Regions from separate parts of the Mus musculus genome. Here all the other regions are linked to region 2. The links are chromatin loops, found by intact Hi-C in ENCODE. Cell type or tissue: gastrocnemius. All regions are shown on one strand. Each heading gives the region's core, and the rest is flanking DNA. Links, peaks and the distances in the headings are about the cores only. Region 1 overlaps Herc2 (HECT and RLD domain containing E3 ubiquitin protein ligase 2). Region 2 overlaps Cyfip1 (cytoplasmic FMR1 interacting protein 1). Region 3 overlaps Herc2 (HECT and RLD domain containing E3 ubiquitin protein ligase 2).

What was found. Peaks named below come from ENCODE experiments on the same cell type or tissue, not always from the same donor. Only the 100,000 strongest peaks of a DNase experiment are listed, where the experiment ranks them.
Region 1: a loop joins it to region 2, with 2.2 times the contacts of the local background. A loop is called at or near these places in 5 of 42 quality-filtered maps.
Region 3: it touches region 2 in a loop (2.0-fold over the local background); 2 of 42 quality-filtered maps call a loop at or near these places.

The regions. Positions count from the first base shown.
Region 1 is chr7:56,200,393-56,208,392 of GRCm38, forward strand. It overlaps Herc2 (HECT and RLD domain containing E3 ubiquitin protein ligase 2), which reads left to right. Exons shown (of 93, transcript NM_010418.2): 71 at 1,709-1,816; 72 at 3,384-3,515; 73 at 3,994-4,152; 74 at 4,242-4,360; 75 at 4,920-5,045; 76 at 5,476-5,631; 77 at 6,130-6,245; 78 at 6,336-6,534; 79 at 7,300-7,514. Among named protein-coding and RNA genes, the nearest start is that of Oca2, 35 kb to the right of the region's middle. In gastrocnemius, for the core only: no CTCF peak of the experiment used is centred there; no DNase peak of the experiment used is centred there.
Region 2 is chr7:55,918,612-55,929,055 of GRCm38, forward strand. It overlaps Cyfip1 (cytoplasmic FMR1 interacting protein 1), which reads left to right. Exons shown (of 31, transcript NM_011370.3): 24 at 809-952; 25 at 4,136-4,226; 26 at 5,264-5,394; 27 at 5,763-5,835; 28 at 6,501-6,595; 29 at 7,677-7,915; 30 at 9,576-9,723. Among named protein-coding and RNA genes, the nearest start is that of Nipa2, 39 kb to the right of the region's middle. In gastrocnemius, for the core only: no CTCF peak of the experiment used is centred there; a DNase peak (open chromatin) is centred at 5,349.
Region 3 is chr7:56,121,935-56,129,934 of GRCm38, forward strand. It overlaps Herc2 (HECT and RLD domain containing E3 ubiquitin protein ligase 2), which reads left to right. Exons shown (of 93, transcript NM_010418.2): 22 at 379-534; 23 at 2,263-2,448. Among named protein-coding and RNA genes, the nearest start is that of Herc2, 76 kb to the left of the region's middle. In gastrocnemius, for the core only: no CTCF peak of the experiment used is centred there; no DNase peak of the experiment used is centred there.

The sequences.
Region 1 (8,000 bases), core at 1-8,000, 280 kb after region 2:
AAAACCCAACCAAAACCAGCAGAACAAACAAACAAAAAACCTGAAAAGGAAACTTAAAAACTAAAGTGGCAGCTGGAAAAGTAAAGTGCTGCAGTGTCTTCCTGAGGGCCTAAGTCAGTCCCCAGCCCATGTAAATAAGTGGGCCCACCGGGCTCGAGCCAGTGGGGACAGAGGCAGACGGATCTTAGGAACTCATTGGCCAACCAGCCGAGCTGAATTGATGAGGCCAGGGAAACCATAGTAGACAGTGCCTGAAGACCAGCATCTGCTTTGTCCTCTATACAGACAATTAACTACACATGCATACAAATAATGCTCACACACATGCAATAAAAATTGAACAAGAAGTATTTCTACCTGGATCTTAAATAAAAATCATGTGATTATCTTCCTCTTCTGTTTCTCAACTTCATACCCATCTACTAATAAAATATATGTTCCAAATTTACTAATTTCTTAGTAAGTCCAGACCTTCTGAGCCAGTCCAGTATAATTTGTTTTCCTCCCACTCACTTCTTATGTCCCCTTACACAACATTCACATATGTCTCTAAAAATTAGTCAGAGCTGTCAGTCCTCCATGAAGAAATGCACAGTGTCTCTACACTAAGCAATTCTCAGTAAATACCAGCTGGGTGTCCAGCAAGTCAGCTAAGTTCTGCCACTACTAGAATACCCAAAGGGGGCAGTCTCACAAGTCTGTCCCTAGTTATAATGTCAACCCACAGTTTACATCAGATTTGGCTGTAAATCAAAAGTTCATACAATGCGATTGTGTTACCCACCTTTCCATCATTATAACAAAATACTTAAGGTAGCTTATAAAATGTAGGGGTTTATTCTGCCTTGCAGTTATGGAGGTTGCAGCACGTCGTTTGCACAAAGCAGCATGTTGTGGGAATACATGGGAGTGTAGCACAAATCACTCACCTCACAGCCAAGAAGCAAAGAGACAGGAAGGAGCCACAGTCTCCCAGTCCTTTCCATGGGCACACTCCTAATAACTTCAGGCCCTGCCCACCTCTCATAGTACCAAATGGGTAACCAACTTTGTAAGTTACAGTTCGTCTTGGGGTTTTACTGCTGTGAAGAGACACCATGACCAAGGCAACTCTTATAAGGACAACATTTAATTGGGGCTGCCTTACAGATTCAGAGATTCAGTCCATTATCATCATGGCAGTGTCCAGGAGTCATGGTGCAGGAGATGCTGAGAGAACTACATCTTTATCTGAAGGCTGCTAGGAGAAGACCGGCTTCCAGGCAGCCACACCCTCATACACCTACTCCAACAAGGCCACACCTACTCCAACAAGGCCACACCTCCAAATAGTGCCACTCCTGGGCCAAGTGTATTCAAACCATGACAGTCTTAGGGGGCCATTCAAGGTCACCCTTAGCACTGTCTTCGAGGCATCATAATATGGTTGGTCAGGTGATAGAATTGCAGCATGGAAGGTGTTGTGGAGGTGAGAGAACAGAACAGCTCAGCCCCGTGGGGTGGTTCTCTGGCCGTTTAGTCCATGGGCAGAGCCTTCTGTTGGGGGCTAGAGCTGGGCAAGATGGCCAGCCTCAGGCTGTGATTTTGGTGCTGGTTCTTCCCCAGCTCCTACATGCAGTTCTGGTCTCACTCTTCCTGCTTTGCTGAACGGTGACTTTCACTTGCTCTCTGGAGTTTCCACTGTGTTTTCTGCTTGCTTATACTCCAGGTGCAGAAGGACTCAGGGTGGAGTTTGACCGGCAGTGCTCCACAGAGAGGCGCCACGATCCTCTCACTGTCATGGATGGTGTCAACAGGATTGTGTCGGTGCGGTCAGGTGAAGAAGGGAGGGCAAGTAGGGACAGTCCTCCTCACTTGTGCTCCATAGAAGGAGTTGTTAGCATAAGACAGGATACTGGTGCTTCATTCCATGGGAACTTTAAGGAAGGTATAGCAAGGTAATGAGTTGTGAAACAGTAGGTTTTGTTTTCCTCTTTCCAGTACTTTGAATAAGATATGATCTGTGTGATGTGTGCTTCCTACTATCAGAGAGGGTTATTGAGTGTCTGGCGTGAGAGGTGCCCTGGTAGTTGGGGAACCATAGGTGTGTGAGAGTACTGGGGCCTACATAGCATTGTTGGCATACTACAGAGCTTAAAGGAATTCTGGCCTGGCTGATAGTAAGGGTTTGGCTCATGGACTGCTGTGTCTAGAGGGTGGACAGAATGTGCAGTGGATGGGAGGCATAGTGGGAGGCACAGTGTGTGGTCTTGTGTACTCTGCCTCGCTCCATGAGGTCAGGAAGAGTGGTCTAATAAACTTGCTTAAAACTTTGAACATTGTAGAGTTGTTAATGCATGGATATGCATGTATGTGTGTGTCTTCAGATCTTTTTAGTAGGGGAGGGGAAGAAAGTGTGTGAGTATGCATGTGCATGCATGAATGTGTGTATGTATGTATGTGTGTATATGTTACTCGCCCTCCTACACACATACACACCTCACTGGGCTGAGTATTGAACCCAGGGTCTGTGTGCATGCTAGACAAACATTCTACCACTAAGCTACATCTTCTTTTATAAAGGCTGAGAAATTTTCCCTGTGAAAGACTAAGTGTGTAAATGGATGTGGTTTTGTGGGCTGCATGTGGTCTTTGTCTTAACCACTCATAGTGTATGTAGTAAGCAGCATGACTGTGTTGCATGGTGTCACATAAGTCCTTGCTCTAATGTGGTATGGTGATGATGTCCATGGCATTTTGATAAATGTCTGTCAGAAGAGTTCTAGTAGTAGTAGTAGTTGTGCTGGTCTCACTGCTTTGAGATGGAAGTCCAGCGGGCTGCGTGTATGCTGTTGCCTCATGCTTCTACATCATTAAGTTGCTCCATCTCCTGCTCTTTTAAGAGACTGTTATGCAGCTCCACGGATCCTTGGGTGTGACCAGGTTGCTCCATTGCTTCCTTGAGTACAGCCTGTCTTGGTCATGCTGAATTGCTTACAAATGCCCCTGGTGGGAATTTTAGATCTTTCTGCCATTGCCTAATTACCTGCCATACTCAGAAGCATTTTGAGAACCTACCTTGGTGTGGGCCTGCTCTCTCTGCAGTTGTCACAGTGCATCCCAGTTGTGTACATAATCATTTCCCCATTTGGTAGTAGCTTCTTTTGGGGAAGTGTGTATGTGTGTGCCTTCAGGTTCTCCAGTACTCAATCAGAGGTTGAATAGAAATCTGTGGAAAGGTAGAATATCTTCAACCCGCTGTGAATGTAAGCTTCAGAGGTCTTGGGCTGAAGGAACCTGCTGACCTTCTGAAGTGGTGTGAACAGCTGTGCTTTGCATCTAGGGAGTCTTGTTGGTAAGATGGTGGAGTCATTTTAATTCCAGTGTGTACTTTCCTCTGCTAGGTCGAGAATGGTCTGACTGGTCGAGTGAGCTTCGCATCCCTGGAGATGAGCTGAAATGGAAGTTCATCAGTGATGGGTCTGTGAATGGGTGGGGCTGGCGCTTCACAGTTTATCCCATCATGCCAGCTGCAGGTAAGAGGGCTGTGATTATCACCCAAGGAAGTGCAAACTTCCCATTGTGTGATTTAAGGATTGTCTTCTGCTATGGGAAAAAACAGAGTTCCTACCTGGGGAGAGGATCAGACAGAGAGCCATCTAAGCTTTCCAGTTGTCAAGATACTTAGCCCCATCCTCACCTCTTAGGAGTTGATGCTGGTTGTGGTTCTTAATGCTTTTGGTTCACAGTTAAATATCAGTTTGAAGAGCATGGCTCGGGGTTGGAAACAGTTGCTCACTGGTAGAATGCTTGCAAAGTATGCACAAGCCCTAGGTTCAATCCCCAGTACAGGAAAACAAGCAAGCAACAAAATAGCAAAAAGCTTGACTTCTAGGATAGCAGTGCTGTGTTCTTCCCTTACTCTGTGTTCCAGTGGGAGTTGAGTTGTGAGTTTGTCCATAGGAGGTGGTCCCCACCATATCACATAGGGACATTTGCAGGACTTCTTCACAGGCCCTAAGGACCTCCTCTCGGATCGCTGTGTCCTCTCATGTCCATCCATGGACCTGGTGACCTGTCTCTTGGACTTCCGACTCAATCTCACCTCCAACAGAAGCATCGTCCCTCGCCTTGCTGCCTCTCTGGCTGCGTGTGCTCAGCTGAGCGCCCTAGGTTAGTGGGATGTCCATGGTCATCGTGTCTGTATACTTAACTTGACAAAGGTAGTCCAGATTCTAAACTTTGCCTGTGTGTTGTTTCAGCTGCCAGCCACAGAATGTGGGCTCTTCAGAGACTGAGGAGACTGCTCACCACAGAATTTGGGCAGTCAATTAACATAAACAGGCTGCTGGGAGAAAATGATGGGGAATCCAGAGCTTTGGTATGAAGCATTAGGGTTTCTAGACCTATGACCCTTTCAGGATAAATGTGCTGCTATAATCATTAAAACCTCTAAACCAGCCTGGAGAATTGGGAATTCTGCCTACCTATCAAGCAGCTTTGTCACATCTAGACCTTTTTCTTTTTTCCTTGCTGCTGAATATGCTAAGTTCAGGCTGGGCTAATTTTTAAAGTCTGTGTATTGACCCCTGTGAATATAGGTCTGTGTTAGATTTTACAAGCCTCATTGGCCATATCCCTTTTATTGTGTTATAATGAGAACATTCCATTCCAGTTTTTTGTAACCACTGGAGATGAGCTGGATTTGTACGCCAGAGAGGGAAGTTCCCTGGGAGGGGCTAACTAAAACTAAGACCAAACATTCTGAAAGTTGATACTTTCTTTGCGCTATAGACACACCCTTTCCCAAGTTGAGAATTTAAATACTCGTTTCCTTTTTTTAGGGGATATAAACTCCTTTACTTATAGCAACAAAAAAACCCTGAGGCTCACTTGCATTCTGGATTTCTGAAATTCAATATTGTTTTGCTGTTTTTAAGAGTTTTACAGGCAGTGCCCTTGCTGCTTTGGTGAAAGGCCTTCCAGAAGCTTTGCAGAGGCAGTTTGAGTATGAAGATCCTATTGTGAGAGGTGGCAAACAGCTGCTCCATAGTCCATTCTTTAAGGTAGTATTTACTTATATTTAAAGTGGTCCTGTCTAGCTCTTTGGGTAGGAGAGCCACTGAGAGCTGTTATGGGAGGTGTTGTGCCATAGACCTATTTGGGAGCAGATCTTAGTGTCACTGAAGGGCTGTATGAAGTATGTCTCAGAAAGTGGTTATGTGATCAAAGCCTTTATTCCAGAGGCATATATATAAAGCATGCTTTGAAATACACAGATGTTCTTAGTTATTGTATGATGTGGATGCCCTAACTGTTGTTGGTCTGAGTCCCTGTGTCTTCTGAAGCTGTTGTCTTCCTAGAAACTCACTCTGAGAAAGTGAGGAGCTTGGGAGCAAGGGTTCTCATAGCTCAGGATGGTAGCCAGTGGCCTTCTCTCAAATATTAGCTTTGTTTCTAAGACTCCCCATGTTTCCAATTTTTTGCTGACTGCAGGTGCTAGTAGCTCTTGCTTGTGACCTGGAATTAGACACACTCCCTTGCTGCGCAGAGACCCATAAATGGGCTTGGTTCCGAAGATACTGCATGGCCTCCCGAGTTGCTGTGGCCCTGGACAAAAGAACACCATTGCCTCGTCTGTTTCTTGATGAGGTAATGTGTGTGTATGTGTGTGTTAATTAACTAATTTTTGGAATTCCTTTTGAGCTGTATGATGAAAAAGATGCCAATGTATAAAGACAAAGTTTTGCTAAGCAATACCTACCATAAAGAAGCTTATAGATAAAAACAGGTACTATAACATGTAAATTTCAATTAACATTAATTTTCAGCAAAGTAACCAAGATATAGTGATATGGTATAGACTTTTCTTTTTTTACCATCTAAAAGTTGACATGATAAAACTGATTTTTTTTGTACTAAGTATAAAATCATGTTGATGTTGGTGTAACTTCATATTACCATTTAAAGATTCCCCTGTCTTCTTACTGTAACTGATTTTCTTCTTTTGCAAGGACAAAGAGTAAGTCAGGTCTCACACTGTATCTTGGGCTGATCTGTAGCCCAGGCTGTCCTTGCTAGGATTGCAAGTGTGGATCACCACATCCAACTTATTTGTTTGACTCATTATTTCATAATAATGTTCCATAGGTTGCTAAGAAGATTCGTGAATTAATGGCAGACAGTGAAAGTATGGATGTTCTCCATGAAAGCCACAGCATCTTTAAAAGAGAGCAAGATGAGCAACTTGTGCAGTGGATGAACAGGTATTATTTCGGAACTAAGAGACAGTGCTGTACATAAGTGATTTTACACAAAGTTCTTTACATCAAATCTTCTTTTAATGTTTGCTATAGGCGACCAGATGACTGGACTCTTTCTGCTGGTGGTAGTGGAACCATTTATGGGTGGGGGCATAATCATAGGGGACAGCTTGGAGGAATTGAAGGTGCAAAAGTAAAAGTTCCCACTCCATGTGAAGCACTTGCGACTCTCAGACCTGTGCAGTTAATTGGAGGAGAGCAGACACTATTTGCTGTGACAGCTGATGGGAAGGTAAGGGTACAGTGTGTGTGTGTGTGTGTGTGTGTGTGTGTGTGTGTGTGTGTGTGTGTGTGTGTGTGTGACAGAGAGACAGAGAGAGACAGAGATATGCTTCATTAGGGTTGAAAAAGTTGTGACAAGCTGTTTTTGATTCTTGTATGTGTAAGGACTTTATTAAAGTACTATCTGAAGAATGATTATGGTAGCGCCATTTCTGTATAATATTTAGATATATTTTAACTACTTTTTTTTTATTTTGAAGTACACTACATCCATTAACTGTATTACTTTTAAAAATTAAAACACTGCCTGTCAGTCTTATTTTTTTGTAATGCACCTCATGGATCTCTGCAGATAGCCATAATCTATAATTTTTATTCCTTTTCAATTTGCATGCTTATATTTTTTTTCCTTTTGGATAAGAGGAAGGGAGCTGTATCCTTATAATTGGAAATCAGGGTACAGGACTGGTTGGGAGAAGGGAACACAGTCCTCCAGTTATGTCTTTGTGGTTGTGCCACTGGTAACTCATAGGATTTTCTTCTAAAAGGCCTCACGTCTCAAAAATCTTACTCTCTCTCAGTAGCACTACCCTAGGAACCAAAGTTTTTACACATAGATATTTGGAAAACACTTCTCCAAACCAAAACAGTATATAACATCTTAAAAATTTCCTGTGATTTGGGGCTTTAAGTTAAAATTTTCTCTGTGGTGTAAATGTATTGAATGCTTATTCTTTGCGGTAACTACAGGAATATTTCTGCTTTCTCATCTTAGCTCTATGCTACTGGCTATGGTGCTGGTGGAAGGCTGGGGATTGGAGGGACAGAGTCAGTGTCTACTCCAACGTTACTGGAGTCCATTCAGCATGTGTTCATTAAGAAAGTTGCTGTGAACTCAGGAGGAAAGCATTGCCTTGCTCTCTCTTCAGAAGGCGAAGTTTACTCTTGGGGCGAGGCAGAAGATGGGAAGTTGGGACATGGCAACAGAAGGTATTGTGTGAAAACACCAGTTTCAATGATCTCTTTGGTTTGCTGTAATGCTGAAACACTGTATTGGTCTTTGTAGTTTAGAACATGTGCAATAACCTGCTCAGATCAGGAATGTTCATGACTTGTTTGTCAGAAATTGGTTCACATGTCACTGTATATGGGCTTACCCATAGGACTCCTGTACTAGGAGGGAAACATTAAGTTTTGAGGTTTTTACTTCAGATTTTATGAATACTAAGCATCCTTTTGTTCATCTTGTTCCTGTCCAGTGAATCACATTGGCATTTTGGATATTATTACATGTCCAAAACTATGAGTATAGAACAGATGGGATGAATAATAGAGAAGGTACTATTCTTCAAACAAAAGAATCAGACTCAATTGTTTTTTAAAAAAATGTATTGCACCTACTACCCAAAGTAGAAATGGAAATGTATCTTAGAATTAACTAAAAAACGCCAGACAAAATATACAGCAGCCCAAAAG
Region 2 (10,444 bases), core at 1,031-9,030:
AGCTACAAAGTAAACTTAAAACTTAAATCTGGCCGGGCAGTGGTGGCGCACGCCTTTAATCCCAGCACTCGGGAGGCAGAGGCAGGCGGATTTCTGAGTTCGAGGCCAGCCTGATCTACAAAGTGAGTTCCAGGACAGCCAGGGCTACACAGAGAAACCCTGTCTCAAAAAAAAAGAAAAAAAGAAAAAGAAAAAAAAAACAAAAAATAAAACTTAAATCTGGAGTTGAAATCATAGACACTGAAAACTGAAACTAGAAACTCATTTTTAAAAGTTAAGACAGGCTGTGGGTGTGGCTTCATGGATAAGAAAAGTACTTCCTGTGCAAACGTGAGGCTCTGAGTTCAAGTCCCCAGCACCCATGTTACAGCACAGGATTAGAGTGGCCATTACCACAGTGCTGTATGGGGACAGAAGCCATCAGGTCAGAGAAGTATTAAGGGAAATTTAGAAGATACATGGAAGGAAATAAATCCTTTAATTCCGCATCTCCCTGTTTTCCATACCTGGTCCTTTCCACAAGGTTAGTGACTCTTCCTGCATGGAAACCTTTCATCACCTACCCATGCTCCAGTCAGCTCTTGAATATCTTCTGCCTCCCTCAGGGGATGGTCTCCACTGTCCCATTAGTTTCTCCGCATACAGTTTACTCTTTAAAAAGAGGAAAACCTCCACATCAGTAAGGGCAGTGTAGGTTACAAGGGAAGTGGCTCCTTCGCTTAAGATGTGGTACAAATTGAACACATCTCCCAATGCCGTCTGCATGAACGTGTGAGAACGATGTTGAAAACCGTCCTCTTTTCCCTAGGCTTTGAACCTAGCCTACTCAAGCATTTATGGCAGCTACCGGAACTTTGTGGGGCCTCCGCACTTCCAAGTCATCTGCCGGCTACTTGGCTACCAGGGCATTGCAGTAGTCATGGAAGAGCTGCTGAAGGTTGTCAAGAGCCTGGTGAGTTTTCCTGGACTGGGTTTTCCCTGTAGCATGGATTCACTGGGTTAGATAAACACAGCCATTTGGGGGTCGGAGGGGTCTTCTCTTTCTGTCTGGGATGTGTAGCAGAAACAGAAAAAAAAAAAAGCTTCAACTAGCTTCAGACATTTCTCCTAACTAAAGAGAATGGTTCTGGATATAAAAGGATGTCACTGTCCTACCTCGTTCTCAAGAGATTGAGGCAGGAATTTTGCTTAAACCCAGGAGTTGCGGGCCAGCCTAGAGAACATCTGATCTGTCTCTTACAAATAACACCCCCAGTTTACCAAAAGGAAAGATTGAAGTTATAGGACTGATTTATAATTTTTTGTTGTTTCTGCCTGTCCGAGATATAGTCTTACTATATTTAGTGTAGGCTGGCCTCAGGCATCAGTCATCTTGCCTTGGCTTCTAGATTTGCTAGTATTAGAGATCTGCAACACCATACCGGGCTTTGGGAATGGTTTATAACCAGAATATTATGTTTATAATAAGAGAATGTTGCTTCTTCTACTATGCAGAAGTCTTATCAAAGACCACCACTGTAACCCTAAGCTTGAGGGGAATTAAAAACAAAGTAGAAGACAAAAGATGCTTGCCACAGTCTGTTCTCTCCAGTTTTTTGTTTTGTTTTGTGGTTGTCTGTGATATGTAGATGCTGGGAACCAAATGAGGGTCCTCTGACCCAAATGAACAAATGTTCTTAATCACTGAGCCATCTTTCTGGCCCCCAGTTCTATAAATATATATGTTCTTGTTTTTATTTGTGAAGTATGGGTTTTCATAAAGCGCAGATCTCTAGGAAACGCTGTATAGAGGTAAATGGAGATCATACTGACCACAGGAAGCTTACAGAGCCTCAGGTATTTATGGTAGGCAGGAACAGCCACTATAGGGATAGATATGTCAGCTGTGGGCCGTTCTTCACAAGTGTTCCAGTGAGAAGGCTCCTGACAGATGAAAGTGAGCTGCACAGTTAGTGAGGCAAGTGGTATGTGCTTTTGTTCTGGAAACAAATGTGAGTAAAGGGCTTAGATGCACATGTGTAGCCCCAGAGTGAGGTCAGAGTTGTACACATGTCACCATCTGCACAGAAACCTGGCTTATGTTATTATTGCTATGAGAAACACCATAACCCAAGGCAAAACGAGGAGAAAGGGGGTTTTGGGGGTTTTTTTGCTGGTTTTTGGGTTTTATTTTATTTTATTTATTTATTTATTTATTTTTGCCTATACTTCCATAAAGACGTCAGAACAGGAAGTGAAGCAGGGCAGGAAACTGGAGGCAAAAGCTGATACAGAGACCATGGAGGTGCTATGTACTGGCTTGTTCCTCTTGGCTTACTCAGCCTGCTTTCCCATAGAACTCAGAACACTTGCCCAGGGGTGGCCCCACCCACAATATGGTGGGCCCTCCAACATCAATCATGGGTCCGGAAAATACTCTACAGGTTTTGCCTATATACCTGTAGCCCTGTCTTATTGAAGCATTTTCTCAGTTGAGGCTTCCTACTCTCAGTGACTCTAGTTTGTATCACGTAAACATAAAATTGGCCAGTACAAAGCCTTATGGTTCAGGTTTTTGAAAAGGGAAAATGATGTCATTTATAGACCACAGTGGACTTTTTCTTTTAATTCATAGTCAGCCAGTCTCCCCCCCCTCCTCCCCCTCCCCTCCCTCTGTGTCCCCATGTATATAAATCTCAGATCTTTATACTTTTAGAGCAAGCACTCTTACCCACAAGCCACCTCTGTTGCTCCCACCTTGTTTTATGAGGCAGAGTATTGTACTGGAATAGAACCAATCAAGGCTAGACTGGATGACCAACAAACCCCAAGGAACCACCTCTCTGTCTTACTGGTCCTAAGGTTACAAATGTGCTGCACTGTTTTTTTTTTTTTATTATTATTATTTTTATTTATTTATTTTTTAATGCATGTTTTGGGGCTTGAATCATCAATCCAGAAAATACCATACAGACTTGCCTACAGGCTAATCTTAATGGAAGCATTGTCTCAGTTGCACCCATCTTCCTAAGTAACTCTAGCTTGTTTTACGTTGACATCAAACTATGCTGTAATAGCCCACTAAGTGTAAAGAAAGTTTGAATCTGAATTTGTGGCCACCTGAGTACAACCTCAGTCCATCAAAGATGTGACATTGTCTTGAACTTGTAGCAAAGGTTAACAGCTCTGAGAAGTCGTAGAGTTATAACATGGGTTATATGTAATGCCTTAGCTACTGTTCTGCTGTTGTAAGGATGTACCATGAATGGCCAAGGCAGTTCTTATAAATTAAAGCATCTAATTGCTTAATTGTAGGCTTGGTTACAGTTTCAGAGGGTTAAGTTCATTATTATCACAGCAGGGAATGAAACAGCACATTGGGCAGACATGGTACTAGAGAACTGGCTGAGAATTCGATTGTCAAGCAGCAGGCAGAAACATCAACACTGGCCTGGCATGGACTTTTGAAACTCAAAGCCTAATGCCCAGCAACACACCTCCTCCAATAAGGCTACACCTCCTAATCTTTCTACTCTTTCTCAGATATTCCAACTCACTGGTGACTGAGCATTCAAATAGATGAGCCTATTAGGGCCATTTTCATCCAAACCATCACACTTAACTAGAATGTAGAAGACTTTAGTCATTTGCCCATCTGTGATCTTCGGGACCACTCACACTTTATGGACTATTCTGCCTTAAAATACTTGAAAGTTGGGAAAGAAAGTTACGAATGCAGCCCTCATATGGCTAAACACAAAGGTGACATGGTCTAGCCTGGAAGCCATCCTAGGCCTGTCAGAGGAAATAGAAACTATCTTACAAGGGCTATTGCTTCTAGAGCTGTTGGCACTCTTGGTGTTGACAGTGGGTCAGCATGGAACCTACATGGGAATGTGAACTCTGCTGCTTTATTTCCTGACTACTTCATGTCTTAGAAAGGGACTTGTATTTTAGAGTGTGAATATAGTTGTCTCTATAGACGCTCAGAAGAGGGTGCTCTCTTTTCACAGGTGGGATTTTATTCCCGAGCCAAGCTGATTCTACAAACTCGGTCATAACTGTATTTTGCTCATGGACTGATTTTCAGAGCACACACTTCCCAGGGCCATCCATGAAAGGGAGGGAGATAGCTGACAGCCCTTGTCTTTTGCAGCTGCAAGGCACAATCCTGCAGTACGTGAAAACTCTGATGGAAGTGATGCCCAAGATCTGCCGGCTTCCGCGACATGAGTACGGCTCTCCTGGTGAGCAAAGGTGGCTGGGGTACCCCGCAGGAGTACAAACCTCATGAGAAGGGAATCAAGTTGATAAAGACCAGATTTGAAAGAAGCCCAAACCAGAATCTGCCTCTTTAGAGTAGAACAAACAAACACACCTTACAACTGGGTAGCAGGCAAGTGTGTAGGACTTTGGGGTCATTATTTGCAGTTAAACAACCGAGGGACCCAGCTTGTCAACTAGCAAGGAGTTTGGTAATGGGGTATTGAACATATTGTTGTCCCAGATCCTGAAAATAATCACCTACCAAGAAAAGCAGGGGGAGCTTAACTACCAGGTCCTAATTCCCTCTTCTTGGGGACAAGCATTTAAAGCAGCCACAAGGCTCTACTTCCTATACCCTCCCTCTGGCCTCTTACCCATTAGATAGTCTTGTTGGTCTGTAAAGCATTCTGCCTCATCTGGCTCACAGGCTGTAAGAACTTCACCCATAGTCCTTGGATGTGTACTTCTAGATCAACCTACATGACTTGCTGCAGGCTGGTGTAAGGCTATCCAAATAAATATCCATAATGAGCTCAGTGTCGCTTTAGGATTAACCTCGGCTCTACAAACCTTTGTCACTTAAAAGTGCCAGGCAATGATGGCGCACGCCTTTAATCCCAGCACTTGGGAGGCAGAGGCGGGTGGATCTCTGAGTTCAACACCAGCCTCGTCTATAAAACAAGGTTTAGGACAAGCAGTGCTACACAGAGAAACCTTGTCTACAGAGACAGAGACAGAGACAGAGAGACAGAGACAGAGAAAGAGAGAGAGACAGAGAGAGAGACAGAGAGAGAGACTGAGAGAAACAGAGAGACAGAGAGAGACAGAGAGAGTGCCTTTTATAAACTCTTATCTGATAGTATTCTCTCCAAAGATGGCATCAGTTCATTTTTTTATCACTATGAATAAATACCTGTGAAATACTTTCGTTGCTGGAAGCATGTGGCATCTCCATAGTAGTATTAGAATAGCAGGTGCTAGTGCTGTGCCTGAATGCCTGACACTTCTGCTGCCACAGGCATCCTGGAGTTCTTCCACCACCAGCTGAAGGACATTGTGGAGTATGCAGAGCTGAAAACCGTATGCTTCCAGAACCTGCGGGAGGTGGGCAATGCTGTTCTCTTCTGCCTGCTTATTGAGCAAAGCCTGGTGAGTTCTCAGTTCAGCCCATCTTAGCTGGGCCAAAGTTTTCACTGCTGATGACAAAGAAGTTTTCTTTTTCTCTTTTGTGTTTTCCACACCCCTCTTTAGTAAGGGTATGAGGTGGGCAGTATAACTGTTTATGGTTCCCTACATTTAGAAAACAAGAATATAATATTTCTTCGTTTAAAGAGTGTTTTTCCAGTGGACCGGAAAAGTAGCTCAATGGGACATTAACACTATTCTAGTAAATTCTGTGGACAATTGTTTATTTTATTCTAACAGGGAAAGTGTAACTTTTCTGCGCCAGATATTTATTATCTTTTTCACTATGAGATCCCCTGCCTGGGATGATTTTTTTTTCGACTCTGTTTTAGTCTTTAGAAGAAGTCTGTGACCTGTTGCATGCAGCTCCTTTCCAGAATATCTTACCTCGAATCCATGTAAAAGGTGAGTCTGCATCATCAACCAGAGTTCACCTTGCACATAAAGGAGTCATACTTATTACACTGTGCAGCCAGAGAAAAGGCCAATGTTCAGTTATGTTGGTGCCTGTTGAGTCTCTGTGGGGTGTGTCTAACCTGGTTAGAATTCATAAACTCAAGTATTTATAATGATATCCAGAACCCATTTCAAAATAATACAGAGTTCTGTAACAAGATAATAAAAACAATGGCCACCAAGTTGATAGATGTCATAGGAGATGATGTCATAGATGATGTCAGAGATGATGTCATAGGAGATGACGAGTAAAGAGGTTCACTGGACTATTTTGCTTTAGATCATGTTTAGAATTTTCAGTGAAATTTGAAAACCGAACACACATTTAACTCTCCCATGTTCCCCCATTCTGTAAATAATTACATGAAAAAGTTACACTAGTCCAAGCTGAAAGCAGATTCTAAATGGTTACATTAGTGAACTTGTTAGCTTGAATTAAAATAAGCCATTTTAATATATTGTATATTTTAACATACTATAATATACTCTTTCCAAAGAGACTCTCCACCCATGGAGTTAACTGAATCTTTAAATTTCTGTTAAAAATTAAACTTTGGCAATTTTAAAATCTTACATAAGGACAGAGAATAATAATAATGTCTTTTCCAATACAGAGGGGGAGAGAGTTGATGCCAAAATGAAAAGACTAGAATCCAAGTATGCCCCACTGCACCTTGTCCCACTGATTGAAAGGCTGGGGACCCCACAGGTAAGATGCTATGCTTACTGGGGTCTGTGTGCTGGGTGGAAATTCACATCAGGCCAGTGGAGCAGCCAGGAGTTACTGTGAGGTCAACACTGTTGGACGAGTTGGGAGGATTAGAGAGTATGCGGAAAGGGCTGAACACCTATCTATCTTAGAAACAAAGATGTACTCAGATGTTGCCTGTTGTTCTACTCCACCCTTTCATGAACAATTGTTTTTTGTTTGTTTGTTTTCCTTTTCTTTTTCAGACAGGGTTTCTGTGTAGCCATGGCTGTCCTTGACTTGCTCTATAGAGTAGGCTGGCCTCAAACTCATAGTGACCCACCTGCCTCTGCCTCCCAAGTGCTGGGATTAACAGTGTTCATCACCATTGCACCAAGCTTTTTAAATAGAGTTGCTTCTTAGAAGAAATGGTGACAAAAGGCAAGGTATCAGGATGAAGTTTACCCCTGGGCAGTGGTGGCACACGCCTTTAATCCCAGCACTTGGGAGGCAGAGGCAGATGGATTTCTGAATTCAGTGCCAGTCTGGTCTACAGAGTGAGTTCCAAGACAGTCAGAGCTATATAAAAAGAACTTGTCTCACAAAAAAAAAAAAATGTATTTATGTGTGCTTAAGTATATTTATGTGTGCCATATGCATTCAGTGCTACACAGAGAAACCCTGTCTCAAAACAAACAAATAAACAAACAAACAAACAACCCAAACAAACAAACAAAAAGAATGCAAGTTAGCCTAGATCTGGCATACATAACTGTTTGGACCATTGCTGTTTTGAACCAGAGTTTCTGTTTGAGGTTGTCTTATAGACTCTGTTCAGTGGCATTACTGGTTTCTAGCCACGAGATGCCAGTAAATTTTTTGTGACCACTAGAAATATCTCTACTTTACTCTTCTAGACAGACTTCAGTATTTTAATCTTTAGCATATAGATAACTGCTGATATAACCTGTTGATGCTGCAAAACCCTGTTCTGCCAACTTAGCATTTCCTATCTACTACTGAGTAAGTTGGCTGGTGGTAGTTTGTTTTTAGCCCTTTAGTATTCTATCATGGCTTGTAATATTCCATGTACTTTTTGCAGCAAATTGCAATTGCAAGAGAGGGGGACTTGCTAACCAAGGAGCGTCTCTGTTGTGGTCTGTCCATGTTTGAAGTCATCCTGACACGGATCCGGACCTTTCTGGATGATCCCATCTGGCGTGGGCCCCTACCCAGCAATGGTGTCATGCACGTGGATGAGTGTGTGGAGTTTCACAGACTATGGAGTGCCATGCAGTTTGTTTACTGCATTCCTGTAGGGACACACGAGTTTACAGTGGAGTAAGTGTGTGTGTGCGAGGAGGGGGGGGGGGGTGTTCTGTGACTCTTTGGAAGAGTGGGAGAACTGGCAAGGAAGGTGGTTGCTGAAAGGAGTGTGAAGTCGGTACACATGATGAAACTCTTTTACAAAGTATACAGACATTGCACTGGCCTAATGCCACTGAGCTGTGGCTCCCTCTTTGATGACAAAGAAAGGATTTAGCCTGAGTATCTGGGAATTATTTGAATCTAAAGCAACTGAAAGCAAATTGGACATTCCTGTTTGTGGGTGGCAGAGCCATGATGTTATTCTTTGCAGGTCTGTTGCTTATGAAACAGCATGCTAAAGGTACCGAAAATTGGCATTATCAAAAATTAGAAATTTTCTTGTTTTTTTTTATAGTCAAAGTAAACTTTAAAAAACAATTGCATAAAAATCAGTTCTAAGTAGATACACATATGTGCTTGTGCACACCTAACACAAGCACATATATACAATATATTACAAAAGTAGAAATGCATTTAAATTTAAGAATCTGTCTTTCGTTCTTTCTTATTGAAGAAATGTTTTGCTCATATAGTACATACTCCATTCAATTTCCTTCCCAAATCTCCTCCCGTCCAGATCTAACCCTGCTCTGTCTCTTCTTAGAAAACAAAAAGATATCTAAGGGAAATTTTATTTACAGAAATAAATAAGACAAAGCAAAATTAAACCAATCAGAATAAGACAAAACAACAAATAAAGAGAAGGAAAGGAACCAAGGAAATGAAGCATACAGATGCAGAGGCACAAGTCTCTGCATACACAGGAACCCTGTAAAACCACACAACTAGAAGCCATAGCACATACAAAGGATTGAGCAGGGAGAGAGAAAACCTTGACACCTTGTAAGAAAGAGGACCACTGGAATCTCCATGACTGTGTTTCCTATTGCCTGTTTACTGATAAGCATGGGGCCTACTCTTAAGGGTGGTTTTGTGGGGCTGGTGAGATGGCTCAGCGGGTAAGAGCACTGACTGCTCTTCCAAAGGTTCAAAAGTTCAAATCCCAGCAACCACATTGTGGTTCACAACCACCTGTAACAAGATGTGACGCCTTCTTCTGGCATGTCCGAAGACAGTTACAGTGTACTTACGTATAATAATAAACTCCTTTGGAGAAAAATCAATTCTTTATGTAAGGCAGCCTTGTTGGGTATATATCTTGGGTACTTTGTGTCTTTCATCTACTCTGGCTTTCACACTTTTTTAAAAATTTTATAAGATATTTTATTTACATTTCAAATATTATCAGCTTCCCCTCCAAAAATCCCCTATTCCCCTGCTCCCCAGCCCACCCACTCCCGCTTCCTGGCTCTGGCATTCCACTGGGGCATAGAATCTTCACAAGACCAAGGGCCTCTCTTCCTATTGATGACCAATGAGGCCATCATCCTCTGCTACATATGCAGCTAAAGCCACATGTCCCACCATGTGTTTTCTTTGATTGGTTGTTTAGTCCCAGGGGAGCTCTGGGGTACTGGTTAGTTCATATTGTTCCTCCTATGAGAGAAAATTTCTTGTGCTCATCTTTCTCCCATCTGAGGAACTGTGGACAAAGGAACTAATGTAGCCTGATTGGAGACACTCATTCAAGTCTGCCTGTTTGTTCATTGTCCTTATTGCTTGGTGCCTCTAGGCAGTGTTTTGGAGATGGGCTCCACTGGGCTGGCTGCATGATCATTGTACTTCTTGGACAGCAGCGGCGCTTTGCTGTGTTGGATTTCTGCTATCATCTTCTCAAAGTTCAGAAACATGATGGCAAAGATGAGATCATCAAAAATGTGGTATGTAGACAAAATCTAATGCTTAATATCCTAACATAAATTCAAGCATATATAAACATTACTCTAAACAAAACATAACCCAGAAAGTTTTAAAAATATTTTCTATTTCCTTTTTCTTTTTAAGGTAATTAGATCTACTTATCTTAACTGCATTTTCAGATTATTGACACACTATTCTAATCTTTAGCTTCCAAACCATGTGGTTTTTAAACTTTTATTACCTTTTTGTCATCTTATAAAGTTCTCCACAACTGAATCACAGAAAATATTATGTTTTCAAATGTTCTCTCTCTTTTAGAACATTATTGGTAAACTCTCTTCTGCTTTCCATATGACTTACTTCACAATAGGCTTAATGACAGAAATGCCACCATTGATTATCTCACTGTTCAACATCTACATAGCTCAGCGGATTCCCCTGCTTCGTCTCACAAAGCTAAAAGGAGTGTGTTTTTCCTGGAGGCCTTGAAAGATGAATGGGCTGAACTTCAGTTTCTTGTAACTGTAGAAACAAGGTCCATTTCCTACTGTCAGCTCATTTCCTCACATGCTTTCCACATGGCCCTTCAAATGACAGGGCACCACCCACTTTTGCCACATCTTTCCTGTGGAAACTGCTTAGATTATTAGACTGTGTCTGATCAGGCAGTCCAGTTCTCTTGAAGTCACTAAGAAGACTATCCATAGTTGCAAAGAAATTCAATATGGGCATGTGTGAATG
Region 3 (8,000 bases), core at 1-8,000, 200 kb after region 2:
ATTTATAAAAATTCATTTTTACATATGTGACTCCTTTCCCTGCATGTATATATATGGAGCACATGTATGTTTGGTACTCACAGAGGTCAGAAGAGGGCTTCAGGTTTCCTGGCACTGGAGTTATGGTTGTAAGCTGCCATGTGGGTGCTCTTTCCAGTGGTGGAGCATCATTATTTTACTTAATTGTCTAAGCATTTCAGTTTTCAAGGTTATCAGGCATGTAACCAAATTCATTATCCCTCTAGTTCTATGATACAAAAAAGAGCCAAAGGCTGATGGTAAATTGTTCTTTCTGGGGTAAATAGGTAACCCGAATAACTCAGTTGTAGGAGAAAACTTTTAGTAATGAAAATGTAATTTTGTGACTCTTCCTTTAAGGTCCTGAGCTAATGGGTGTTGGCTCTTTGCTGAAAAAGTACACAGCCCTTGTGTGTACACACATTGGAGACATATTGCCTGTGGCTGCCAGCATCGCTTCTAGCAGCTGGCAGCACTTTGCAGAAGTGGCCTGCGTAATGGAAGGGGACTTTACAGGTATCTTTCTGTAGTGTTTCTTTACTTTTTTTTTTTTTTTTTTTTTATCTTTCTTTTACTTTGACTGGACATATGTTAACTTATTTTAGGAGACTGGTAAAAGCTATGGTGTATCCTTTACTGATAAAACTGTGTGTTCAACTCTACATTTTCTAGTCCCCTTATTAATTTTTTTTTTATTCTTGGTGTTCCCCTACCCATCCAACCCACTCCTACCTTCCTGCCCTCGCATTCCCCTACACTGGGGCATCGAGCCTTCACAGGACCAAGGGCCTCTTCTTCCATTGATGCCTGACAAGGCCATCCTCTGATACATATGTGGCTGGAGCCATAGGTCCCTCTCTGTGTACTCCTTGGTTGGTGGCTCCCTGGGAACTCTGTGGGGTGGTGGTGGGGTCTGGCTGGTTGACATTGTTGATCTTTCTATGGGGTTGCAAACTCCTTCAGCTCCTTCAGTCCTTTCTCTAACTTCTCCATTGGGGACCCTGAGCTCAGTCCAATGGTTGGCTGCAAGCATCCGCCTCTGTCTTTGTCAGGCTCTGGTAGAACCTCTCAGGAGACAGCTACATCAGGCTATTTTTATTCTTTAATCCTTTTTTACAGTCCAGACTTCATACCCCTCCCAATCTGCTCCCCAGACGTCTCCCCGTCCCATACCTCCTCCCCCTACCCCCAAGAGGATGTCCCCATCCCCTCACCCCCACCCCACCTGGCTTCCACACTCCCTGAGGCTTCAAGTCTCTTCAGAGTTAGGTGCATGTTCTCTTACGGAGGCCAGACCAGACAGTTGTCTGCTGTATATGTGTCAGGGACCTCATATCAGCTGGTGTATACTACCTGGTTGGTGGCTCAGTGTCTGAGAGATCTCGGGGGTGGGGGTCCAGGTCAGTTGTGACTTCTGGTCTTCCCATTAGTCCCCTTGTCTTTCCATCCCTCCTTCCTTTTCTCCCTTTCCCCTTTTTGTTAAGTAACCTGGTAACAGAACCGTATAATACAGATGGCGATGTAGGGAGATGAGTGCTTAGGATTTCGTTCCATTTTGACCATATAAAAATGAGCTGCTACTCTCAGAATGATGTGCTAATTTTCTGAGATCAGAGCATTATTTTGTAGGGCTTATTTTTAGATGGTAAAAATATTGCCAAACATGTACTTTTCCGAATACATCACACACAGGTGAAATAGGTCTGTGTTTGAAGTGTGTATGTTTTTTATTTATTTTTTTTTTTGTTTTTTTGTTTTTCTTTTTTGTTTTTTTGAGACAGGGTTTCTCTGTGTAGCCCTGGCTGTTCTGGAACTCACTCTGTAGACCAGGCTGGCCTGGAACTCAGAAATCCGCCTGCCTCTGCCTCCTAAGTGCTGGGATCAAAGGCGTGAGCCACCACCGCCTGGCTGAAAATTATTTATGTCCCTTAAGAGTTCAGACTACCAGTCCAAGAATCTATTTCGAATCAAGATTTTTAATAGTGACAACTAAAAAGTCCTATTTGTGAAAAAAAAGTTCAATCTTAAAGCTGTACTGCTCTCTTTAAAAAAATAGTACTATGCTAACAGAAATATCCTAACACATAATAAGCCTTTCTTGTTCTGTGACATAGAATTTAAACATAGTGCAAGGTTATTAATTCTGTGTTGTTTTGTTTTGCTTTTTTAACATTGAGCATGCTAGGGGCCTGCTGTCCCAGCCCACACTGTAAACAGCTTCTTGACTTTTTTGTTGAAATGTAGGTGTACTCCTTCCGGAGCTAGTGGTGTCCATCGTGCTTCTGCTCAGTAAGAACGCCAGCCTAATGCAAGAGGCTGGAGCTATACCTCTGCTTGGAGGCCTCCTGGAGCACCTGGATCGTTTCAACCATTTAGCACCAGGGAAGGAGCGGGATGATCATGAAGAGCTGGCCTGGCCTGGGATTATGGGTATGCTATCTTCACCTAAAGCACCTTCACTGAGGGAGTTTTACTTTTGTGTGCTATAACCTAGTCCTTCCTTTCTGACTGAAAGAATTTGAAAAAGGAAGTCTAATTACTGCTATTTTCACTGATGGCCATGTGAGTGGGAATAGAATATTATCCAAATAAGAGATTTAGGTTACATTTAAGAGAGATTTTTCATTTAGTATTTAAATTCTGAAATTTAGAAACTTTTCAAAACCCTTCCCTGAGTAGTTTTTCTATAAGTCACTATTAGGTGATTAGGTATAGAGTACCCTGGTTGGGGCTGACTTTCTGAAGTCATTCATGATGTTTTAACATTGGTGAACAGGGAATTCTGTATTTAATTGACTTTGTCTTTTTAGTCATTGTCTGTTGTTGTCGAAAATATTTAATCTCAATTTATATTCTCTATCCCGCCTTTGATTATTCAGTTCCTGGATAAAAGACACACATCTTTAATATTCATAAGACTTAATCAGCACTAAAGTTGGACAGATATTTACCCTCTCTACTATTAGAATCTATTTCCTCATCGATAACCCCATTTTATAATTTGCCATGTTTCATCTGGGCTACTCTTAACTTTCATTGGCTAGCCCTCAGAGCCATATTTTATGACTCACCTTCCCCATGGCAACCTCCTTCTCTTTTCACCTTCTCTTTTCCTTGTGGTCCCTCACACTCCAAGGCCAGGCATCCCTACCCCCATGTCTCTTCTGCGTAGTTATTAGCTGTTGGCAAGGTCACAGTGTACTTGTGGACTCTCTCAGTCGTGGGAGCAGCCAGGCCATGGCTAGTATTTATCATTTACAATACATCAAAAGATCAAACCTCAAAAGTATAGTATGTAGCAAGTTGAAACAAAGCTTGGACTTCTCCATTTTTGAGCTGTGGGATATTTGAAGCTGAAGCTAAGCTACTGCTCTGTGTGATTCTGGTGTTGTGAGTTCAGAATTAGCCAGAGTTATATATTGGTTTTCATGAAAGCTCTTGCTAGCTGATTTTCTTTCCGTTTCCCCTTTACATAATCACCTTTACACTCTAAGCTTAAACCAGAGCTGACAGAACACCTGAAGAAAATTGCCTAGGATGTCAAATCAAGTTTTTTACATTTTTAGGAAATTTATTTTAAAATGTAGTTAAAACTTATTTCAGTCCTATTTTTCTATTTTTATTTCAGAGTCAACTTAAATGTTGCCCTTTTTGTCTTCTCTGCTAAATTTGAATAAGAGCATGAATTTGATCAAATTTTACAGATTTTAAATCCTTTTTTGTTGATGTTTTAAAAAATATTTTTTCTTTTTTTTAAAGATTTATTTATTTATTTATTTATTTATTTATTTATTTAATGAAAGTACACTGTAGCTGTCTTCAGACACTCCAGAAGAGGGCACCAGATCTTGTTAAGGATGGTTGTGAGCCACCATGTGGTTGCTGGGATTTGAACTCAGGACCTTCGGAAGAGCAGTCAGTGCTCTTAACTGCTGAGCCATCTCTCCAGCCCCTAAAAATATTTTTGTTATTATCATTTGTGTGTGCATTGGTTAGGATGTTGAGTGATGGTGCATGTATGCTAGAGCATGAACGTGGAGGTCAAAGGACAACTTTGTGGAGTCAGTTATCTCTTTACACATTTACACGGCTTCTGGGGATTGACCTCAGGTGTCTGGCTTGTGTGGCAAGTGCCTTTATCCACTGCGCCATGGAGCTTGTAATAACCTTAAAAAATATGGAAGTATAATTATTTTATAAGCTTCCAAAATACATGTATAATGCTCCTCCCAGTAATCATCGGTTGACAAATAAAAGACCCAATGCTACCTATGGCAAATCTTTTTTCAAGCTGTTGTTCACTGATGTGCCAGAGACTCCTCCTGAATATATAGGCTATTGCTGTTGCTCTTGGTTGCCCACAAGAATTTGGTGATAAGACTGTATTGCTGGGGATACTACACACATTCGTCACAGGATGTGGACAACTCAAGCTGGTACTGGTCTAGAATCTCTATCCCTGCTGGCCAGCCATTATGTACCTACCTGGAGATAAGTAAATTTAGGCTGGGGATGGGAATAGAGTCATTAACATTCTTTTTCTTTTAATTTATCAATTAGATTTATATTAATAAATTCTCAACTCACAAAGTGCCCACAGGAAGAACTTAAAACTCAATTGATATAAACACAAGCTACACACCTAGATGGAGCAAACACACCCTACTTATTTATTATTTACTCATCTATCTAAGAAAACCCCAGGTCCCCAGGACTGCATGGTTCTGCTTCCTCTTCCTCTCCTATAGGTTCCGTCTTATCTCCTAATTTTCCTTTCTGTCTCTCTGTACTTATCTCTAAAATTCTCAGATTTTTTTCCACTGCCCAATCGTAGGCTCTAGCCTTATTTTTCACCTGCCCTCACCTGCTTACAGACAGCAATCTACAGTGAGATCTTTCATACCACAGATATTCAGAAAATGTACATTTGAAAACAATCTAGAAATTTGTAGATTTTCTAAATTAAACAAAACAAAACAAAAAGAACCAAATAACAAGATACAAAGGGACTAATGTTCTAATCATTCAATTGAATTTTAAAAGCGAAAATTTATGCTGCCCATGATAGATGCACTAAAAATCAGAGGTAGTAGAAAATATAAAAAAGGACCAAAACAAAACAAAACAAAACAAAAAACAAAGCAAAAATCAAATCAAAACAAAAAATGACAAAAACAACAAAACAAACAAACAAAAACCAGACGAGCAAAGCATACAACTGAATTAGGAAACCTAAGAGACTTAAAGAGATTCTATGAATATAGCAAAATAAATTTCAAGGAAGTCTTTTTCCCAATGAAATAGGCATTCTATAGTACAAGAATTGCTGTAAAGCTTGTTTTTCTAAAAGACTTATTTATTTTATGTATATGAGTACACTGTAGCTTTACAGATGGTTGTGAGCCTTCATGTGGTTGTTGAGAATTGAGTTTTTAGGACCTCTGCTCACTCTTTTATAAGTACACTGTAGCTGTCTTCAGGTGCACCAGAAGAGGGCGTCAAATCTCATTGGTTGTGAGCCAGCATGTGGTTGCTGGGATTTGAACTCAGGACTTTCAGAAGATCAGTCAGTACTCTTACCCGCTGAGCCATCTCGCCAGCCTGTAAAGCTTGTTTTAAATGTTATAAAAGTATACACAACTATTAGAAACCAAAAATAGCAGATAATAACAGAACTGTAATTTCAATTACTTTGATACTTAGCAAATTAATACTTCCTATTTCAAATTCCCTGTCCCTATAACCCAAGGCTCCATTAGATCAAAAGTGACAAGACTCTGAAAGCATGAAAGATGTCATCCATCTGAGTGTTCTAACTGTACCCATCAAACACAAACAACGGGAAAATACTTTTCAAATACCCACAGAACATTCATCACTGTAAACCAAATGCTACACCAAAGATTTCTTGTTCAGTTAAAAGAAATCATTTTCATACAGAATATGTTCAGCAAATCAAGAGAACTAAATCATAATTCAATAACATTCTTAACCTAGAGATACGCCCTGTGAGCTACAGTAACAATTAGTGTGGCAAGATGTAAAAATGGTATAAAAATGGCGGAGATGTTATATAGGACTGACAGTTGTTATATAGGACTAACAGTTGTTATATAGGACTGACAGTTGTTGGTGGGTTTAGACTTCTTCGTAGGAGGTAATGCATCTCTGGTCCTGTAAATCTGGTCAGAGTCACGGTTGAGTTCTTAGGAAACACTGGTGGACTTAGTACTATTGCTTTGCTAAATGGACACAGTATCAAATTGACCTATAAAGTTTTATGCCAGTACCCATGTACTCTATGGATAGCTCTCAGACTTCACCAGAGAAGTTTCTTTGTACTGTGGCTGGTAGTTGAGGAAGAAGCTTGCGACTGGTCAAAGTACAGAGCACAAGGTACAAGTGTCTCTGGAGTGTACAGCCACACATTGGATATGATTCTGACTCCCTACCCACTCCAGGGCTTATGGACCATCATGGATAGGGTGTAGACATATTTCAAGAGCCAGAGAGGTTTGGGAGGACCAGTGTGAAGCAGACATCCAGACACAGCAGAATTGTTGCACTGTAAAACTCATAGCACTCGTGGTTGCTTACGCAGACCTGTGAAAGATGAGGGTATTCAACATTGTACCATGGATTGTGACGGGGGTTTCTAATGATTTACTTCCAACCGAGGAGCTAGGGAGAGTCAATGGTGTCACTTTTCTTTGTGGGTGTGGCTCCTGGACTCAAGTAGAAGAATCCATACTCATGAGTATATGGGCAACAAAAATTGGACTGGGTAGATTATTAAAAACAATACCCCCCCCCCCCCATAAATCTTGAGTGGGTATGGAGCAGGTGGGCCAGCATCTGGGAAGAATTGGAGGAGAGGGGAAGGTGGCAAATGTGATAAAAATACATTGTATACATGTATGAAATTCTCAGAAAAATTATTAAAAATGTTATATTTAAGATTGGATTTTTCATGATATACTTTGATCATATTCTCTACATTTTTCTGCCTTATTCCATTCCCCATCCCACCAGATTCTTTTTTTCCCTCAAAATTAATCTTTTACCCACTTTCCTCCCCTCCCCTTTCTCCCCCCCCCCACTTTCCCTTTCTTTCATGGCCCACTGCATTTAATTAGTGTTGCCTTCTTGAGTGTTGGTAGGGAGCTGTTACTTAAGACAAAGGCCATAAGTGGCTGCACTATTGAGTAATATGTAATATGTAATATGCTCTCTCAGCAGCTACTAATTGCATTAACTGCTCTGGGAGAGATGGGGCCTTATGAACCAATTCCACACCCATGATGTTCTGTTGATAGGCCCAGTTTTGTGCATGTATCCCCACTTCTGAGAGTTCATGGATATAACAGTCAGGCATATCTAGAAGATACTTTCACAGCACTCCTCTCCATTCTGTCTCTTATCCCATTTCTATCTCCCCTGCCACCTGAGGAGTAAAGGTGGGGGGCATTATATATGTCCTGGTTAGGACAAACACTCAACAGTCACTCAAAACCATCTTTAAAAAAACTTTTGTGTTATATCTATATATCTATATCTATACACACACACACACACACATATACACACATATACACATATACACACATATATATGTGTGTGTGTGTGTGTGTGTGTGTGTGTGTATATATATATATATATATATATATATATATATATATATATATATATATATATATATATGCATATGCAGCACACACGCATGCGAAGACTAGCTCTGTGTTTGCTGGTAGGGAAAGCTGTTTCATCTGTCTAGGTTAAGTATGGAAACATGCCAAGGCTGTTACAAACACTGCCTTATCTGGGAAGGTGCCCTCTCCGGGATGAATGCTTATTACCATTTTATTATCAAGTAAACATTTGCTCCTGAACAGTCTAGTTTTTAATTTTATCTGTCCTTGGACCTCACATGAATGAAGTTGTACAGTTATATCTTTGGGTCTGCCTTCTTTTCCTCAGCATTG